Regions from separate parts of the Homo sapiens genome. Here region 2 is linked to region 1. The links are chromatin loops, found by intact Hi-C in ENCODE. Cell type or tissue: right lobe of liver. All regions are shown on one strand. Each heading gives the region's core, and the rest is flanking DNA. Links, peaks and the distances in the headings are about the cores only. Region 1 has its middle 17 kb from the start of EN1. Region 2 overlaps LOC105373578 (a long non-coding RNA gene).

Region 1 (2,923 bases), core at 113-2,612:
CCACTGTGCTCACCCGAGAGGAGCCTTCTAACGGGGAGAACGGGCAGGCTTAAGCTGTCCTGTGCAGCCCTGAGCTGCATCAAATAAATCAGCTTTATTTGATGATTTTCAACATCAGGGGGCTCAGATGACTCCCAATCCTTATTAGGTATCTGTAGTTCCATGCTGGCTGCTGTTTTTTCCATGGACTGTGGGAACCCAAGAATTTGTGTAATAATTTTGGTTAATTCTCTTAAGAACACACTCTTACTTCGACAGGATGTTTAGGAAGTGAGGCTTCTATTCTGATGTAGAGAGCCTTTCTCTCCCTCCAAGGGCTGCCAAAATTACCCCTCCATGGGCTGCCAATCTCTCTCCCCCTACATTCAGCCTCTTCCACACTGCAGGCTCTTTGGCACTGGTGTGGGGTCTGGGAGCTGAAATGTTCATCATTTCTCCCAGATATTAGCATGTCATCAGGTCCCACAATAGCACAAGGGGCCGAGTTTATATCAGAAGTCCATAGAGTAAAATGGGTCCAAGGCCTGTAGAAACCACCAAACTGAAATCCTTCCTAAGCCTGCAGGGGCAAAGTGGAGACAATCCCAATTTCTGCCCAGCAGAAACCGCTCAAGCTTGTGTAGATGAGAGGCCCCCTCCCAGTGTGAGCAGGCTAACCCGGGTCCAGAGCGGCGGAAGGAATCAGCGCTCCAGGGCTCCGAGAGTCGGACGATTGGCCCCGGGGAAGCCAGTTTGCTGGGAGGCCTGGTGACCTTGGCTGCTGAGTACCCCTCCAAGCACAGTCAGGGAGGCTATCAGGCAAGTCTACAATGGGTCAAAGAAGCGGATCCTCTGTCCTCTTGGTCTGCGACTTTTCCCATGAAGGACAGACCTCGTAGCCTACATCCCTCCATAAATTCAGATCTACCCCGTGAGTAAAAAAGAGAGAGAAGGGTAAGTCCCATTTAGGGTTTAAAGGATATGAGACCTAAAAGGAGCAGATGGTAGAATTTCAGGCATTATCTAGCAGGTGGCAGAGAATCTGGGGGAGTCCAGGCTGTGTCAGCGCTGCCTGACAAATCATCCTTCCACTCAGAACAGATGCTCCTGGACGCTCATATCCTTGTACTGTATGGAGACTGCTTCTCAGAGCTGACTCCATGTGATGTGGCTTTGTGTCTGCTCCCCTGAGGATGGTGGCTCCTCACTATCTGGGGCTGTTGAGCACTTGAGATGTGGCTGGTCTGCATTGAGGTGTGTTGTCAGTGTAAAATGCACACCAGATTTCAAAGGCTTAGCAAGAAGAAAAAAAGATTACAAAGTATCTCATTCCCATTTGGAAAGGAGCTCTTTGCTCTAGAGAGGTCCTGCAGCCTTTCTTTTTTGCTGAGAAGAAAATTTTGCAGTGAGTGTCCTCTGAGCAGGTAGGCCTACCTGTCTCTTCTGAAACTATTTTGAGAACTTGCTCATTACTTTCCTTCTCTTGTTAGTCACATGCTCAGAAGCACCTCAGAATTTCAGTAAAATTTCATTTCCACTGGACAGGAACCAAAAGGCCGAGAGTAGGCTGGGAGCCCCTGCTGACAGGAACCAAAAGGCCCAGAGTAGGCTGGGAGCCCCTGCTGACTAATTTCTAAATACTGGTTTCTGGTGACATCGTATGGCCACTTCTTGATACTACACCGGTCACAGGCTGTGTGCAGGTCCTGAGTTCTGCAGTCCTGATGTCACCCACCTCTTGCTGAGTGGGCCAGTGCATCAGAAATCCTAAACTTGTAGAAGGCTGTCTTTCCAACCTCCATTTCTCCTCTCACTTCTCTCCATCTCATTTCAGTTCTTCCACATCTATAATATTGGGCCTGTCACCCTAAACCACTGGGGAAATGGCTGTGGACTGAGGGTTAGAAGAACCTTGAGTAGAACTGAGTAGTTTTAGGAAAACCATTCAACATCTCTGGGCTTCTCCTCCTCAAGGTTATAGCGGATGACCTCTAAAGTCACTTCTGGCTTCCCAAGTTCATAAATCTAATGGTGGAATTTGAGACACTGATGAAGAAGACTCAAATACTGCCTCATTGGTGGTGACCTACAAGAAAGGCCCAGTCTCGAGTCTAACTCGCAGTTCAGGAGGTGACCCAAACATGGAGCTGAAGTGGCCAAATGTGATTTCTTTCCTTTTTTTTAAATATTGGATCTGTGTCTCTGGAGACCAACCATGATTTCTTAGGAGATGATAATACTCATAAATGCAATTGTTGTCAATTGTTGCATATATTATCTCATTTAATTCTCACAACAATCCCATACATTAGGCATTATCACAATTAAAAATACCTAATATATTTAACACATACAAGAGATATCTATGTATGTGGATATATATGTATACCTACCAATGAATGTGTTTAAAATCAAACCATAAATACTTAGGAACTACTTTCAAGAACTAGAACAACAGTGATTCTATGTTTATGAAACTCCAATACAAGTAAAAGTAAACAATATGTAATAAAGGCTGTTTTTAAAGGCAATGAAGGCCAGGCATGGTGATTCACACCGGTAATCAAAGCACTTTGGGAGGCCAAGGTGGGTGGATCTTCTGTATATACGTGTCTTCCCTGTCCCATTCCCTTGCCTCTGCCCAAACTAATCACTATCCTAAATTTTATATCTTTGCCTTTGTTTTTTTGAGACAGGGTCTCACTCTGTCACTCAGGCTGGAGTGTAGTGGCAAGATCATGGCTCACCGCAGCCTTGACCTCCTGGGCTCAGGTGATCCTCCTGCCTCAGCCTCTGGAGTAGCTGGGACTACAGCCACACACCAACATTTCCAGCTAATTTTCGTGTTTTTTTTTTGTTTTTTTTTTTGTAGAGACGGGGTTTCACCATGTTGCGCAGACTGGTCTTGAACTCCCGGGCTCAAGCGATCTACCCACCTTGGCCT
Region 2 (2,923 bases), core at 144-2,643, 650 kb before region 1:
CTGTAATTCCAGCTACTTGGGAGGCTGAGGCAGGAGAATCACTTGAACCCAGGAGGTGGAGGTTGCAGTGAGCTGAGATTGCACCATTGCGCTCCAGCCTGGGTGATGGAGCAAGACTCTGCCTCAAAAAAAAAAAAAAAAAAAAAAAAAAAAAAAACACACACAAACACAAAAAACAGGATAGTTTTTCTGGATCTAGGGCTAGGTGAAATACTCTTAGACTTGACACCAAAAACTTAATTCATAAAATAAAAAATAAATTGTGGTTCAAAATTAAAAACTTCTGTTCTGTGACTCTGTTAATAAGAAAAAAAGACAAGTTACAGAGTGAAAGAAAATATTTACAAGTCACACATCTGACAGAGGGCTAATATGTAGAATGTATAAAAACTCTCAAAACTCAACAAGGAAATGACCCAATTAGAAAATGAACAAAAGACATAAAAAAACATTTCACCAGAGAAGTTATACCGATGGCAAAAAAGAACATTAAAGGTGTTCAACTTCATTAGCCATCAAGGAATGCAAATTAAAACCACGTGACATAGCACTACTATCAGACTAGCTGAAATAAAAATTGGTGTCAACACCAAATTCTGATGAGAATGCAGAGAAAATGGAGCATTCATATATTGCTAGTGAGAATGTAAAATGGTACAGCCACTCTGGATACAAGCTGGCTGTTCCTAAAAAACTAATCATGAAACCACCATACAACCTAGCAATTCACTCCTGCGCATTTATCCCAGAGAAATGAAGACCTATGTTCCCACAAATCCTGCAAAGAAATGATTATAGTAGCTTTATTTGTAATTGCTCTCAAAGTGAATAGAATCTGGCTGTCCTTCAGTAGCTGAATGGTTAAACAAATGTGGTACTTCCATGCCATGGAATACTATTCAGCAATAAAAAGCAGTGATCTGCATAAATATCCAGAGAATTACGCTGAGTAAAAAAAAAAAAAAAAAAAAAAAAGCCAAAGAGTTGCATACTGTATAATTTCACTTATATGACATTCTTGAAATGATACAATTATAGAAATGAAGAAAAAGATTAGTGGTCACTAGAAGTTAAGGAGAGAGAGAAAGTAAGAGGCAAGTGGGTATGGTTATAAAAAGGCAACACCTTTTATAAAACACCCTGATGGTGTTGGAAACTTTCTGAATCTTGTGATATTGTTCTATAGTTTTCCAAGATATTACCATTGAGGGAAACTGGGTAAAGAGTACATGAGCTCTGTCTGTATTATTTCTTACAACTGCTCATGCATCTATAAATGTCTCAAAATAAATGTTTGATTAAAAAGTTTGATCTGGAAGTAGACTCTAGGATGAATAAATAAAAACAACAACAACAAAAACAATTTGATGAGCTTAAAAAAGGATTGCAGACAATTGCCTCCTATGAATATACTTCTTCAACCAATTTCTTATTGTTTGGACATTTTAGTTACTATAATTTTCTTATTTCAGCAATCACAGGGATGACTGTCCTTGTAGCTAAATTTTGACATATATTCTTTCACTTCCTTGTAAACATCCCTAGAAATTGAATAGCTGGTCAATGGCTTATATATTTTTTCACATTTTTCGGACCCCTTTGAGCCCAAGGTATAGAAAGAATCAATATTTGGAAGCATTGTATTTATGGGACAATTCAATATACGAACAAGAAGAAAATTTTTAAAAGATGACAGCCCTCTCTGAATTTATCTTGAACAATTTAGGCGTAAGAAGTTGCTAATGTGGCATAATAAGCACAATTTGAAGGCTTTAAATACATGTTTCAATGTTTTATCCATTTGAAAAATGTAGATAATACGAATTCCTGCCTTCTGAAGTTGTTGTGGGGATTAAATACATGTAAAGCACTTGGAGGAAAACTTAGTACATTATAAAGTCTCAATAAATGTTAGCTACTATTATGATTTTGATTATGATTGAAATCCAAAAATATCGCAATAATTGACACTGGCCTATAGGAGGAAACCCATTGCCTCATTCCCTTGCCAACACCATGCATTACCAACCATTTCTATCTTTGCTATGTTTTATTGTTATTTTAATTTTCATTTCTTAGATTAATAATGAATGGGGCTGGGTGTGATGGCTCACGCCTGTAATCCCAGCACTTCAGGAGACTGAGGAGGGAGGATCATTTGAGCTCAGGAGTTCGAGACCAGCTTGGGCAACATAGTGAGACCTCATCTCTATCTTTAAAGTAATTTGTTCCTTTTTAAAATAAAATAAAATAATGAATTGGAACACATTTTTCATGTATTTATGGGCCATTATATATATTCTTTTGTGCCTTGCCTGTTTGTATTTCTTGTCCATTTCTCACTTAGGATGTCTTTGTTGCTTCGAAGGAATTTTTTTTTTTTTTGAAATGGAGTCTCGCTCTGTCACCCAGGCTGGAGTGCAGTGGCACGATCTTGACTCACTGCAACCTCTGCCTCCCCGGTTCGTGCCATTCTCCTGCCTCAGCCTCCCGAGTAGCTGGGACTACAGGCACCCGCCACCATGCCCAGCTAATTTTTTGTAATTTTTTTAGTGGAGACGGGGTTTCACTGTGTTAGGCAGGATGGTCTTGATCTCCTGACCTCATGATCCGCCCGCCTCGGCCTCCCACAGTGCTGGGATTACAGGCGTGAGCCACCGTGCCCCGCCAGGAATTTTTATACAGTAAAGTAATTAACCCTTTTGCACTTATAGTGAATATATATATGTGTGTGTGTGTGTATATTATATACATATATATATATATATGCATATTTTAGAGACAGGATCTCACTCTGTCACCCAGGCTAGAGTGCAGTGGCGTGATCATAGCTCACTGCAGCCTTTAACTCCTGGGCTTAAGCAGTACTCCCATCTCAGCCTCTCAAGTGGTTGGGACTGCAAGAACACACCGTAACACCCAG

The links. Hi-C counts contacts between places; a loop is a spot of excess contacts. Peaks named below come from ENCODE experiments on the same cell type or tissue, not always from the same donor. Only the 100,000 strongest peaks of a DNase experiment are listed, where the experiment ranks them.
Region 2: it touches region 1 in a loop (7-fold over the local background); 103 of 110 quality-filtered maps call a loop at or near these places.

The regions. Positions count from the first base shown.
Region 1 is chr2:118,863,677-118,866,599 of GRCh38, forward strand. No RefSeq gene overlaps it. Among named protein-coding and RNA genes, the nearest start is that of EN1, 17 kb to the left of the region's middle. In right lobe of liver, for the core only: a CTCF peak has its summit at 1,641; a DNase peak (open chromatin) is centred at 1,654.
Region 2 is chr2:118,215,875-118,218,797 of GRCh38, forward strand. All of the region lies in intron 1 of LOC105373578 (a long non-coding RNA gene), which reads right to left. Among named protein-coding and RNA genes, the nearest start is that of THORLNC, 31 kb to the left of the region's middle. In right lobe of liver, for the core only: no CTCF peak of the experiment used is centred there; no DNase peak of the experiment used is centred there.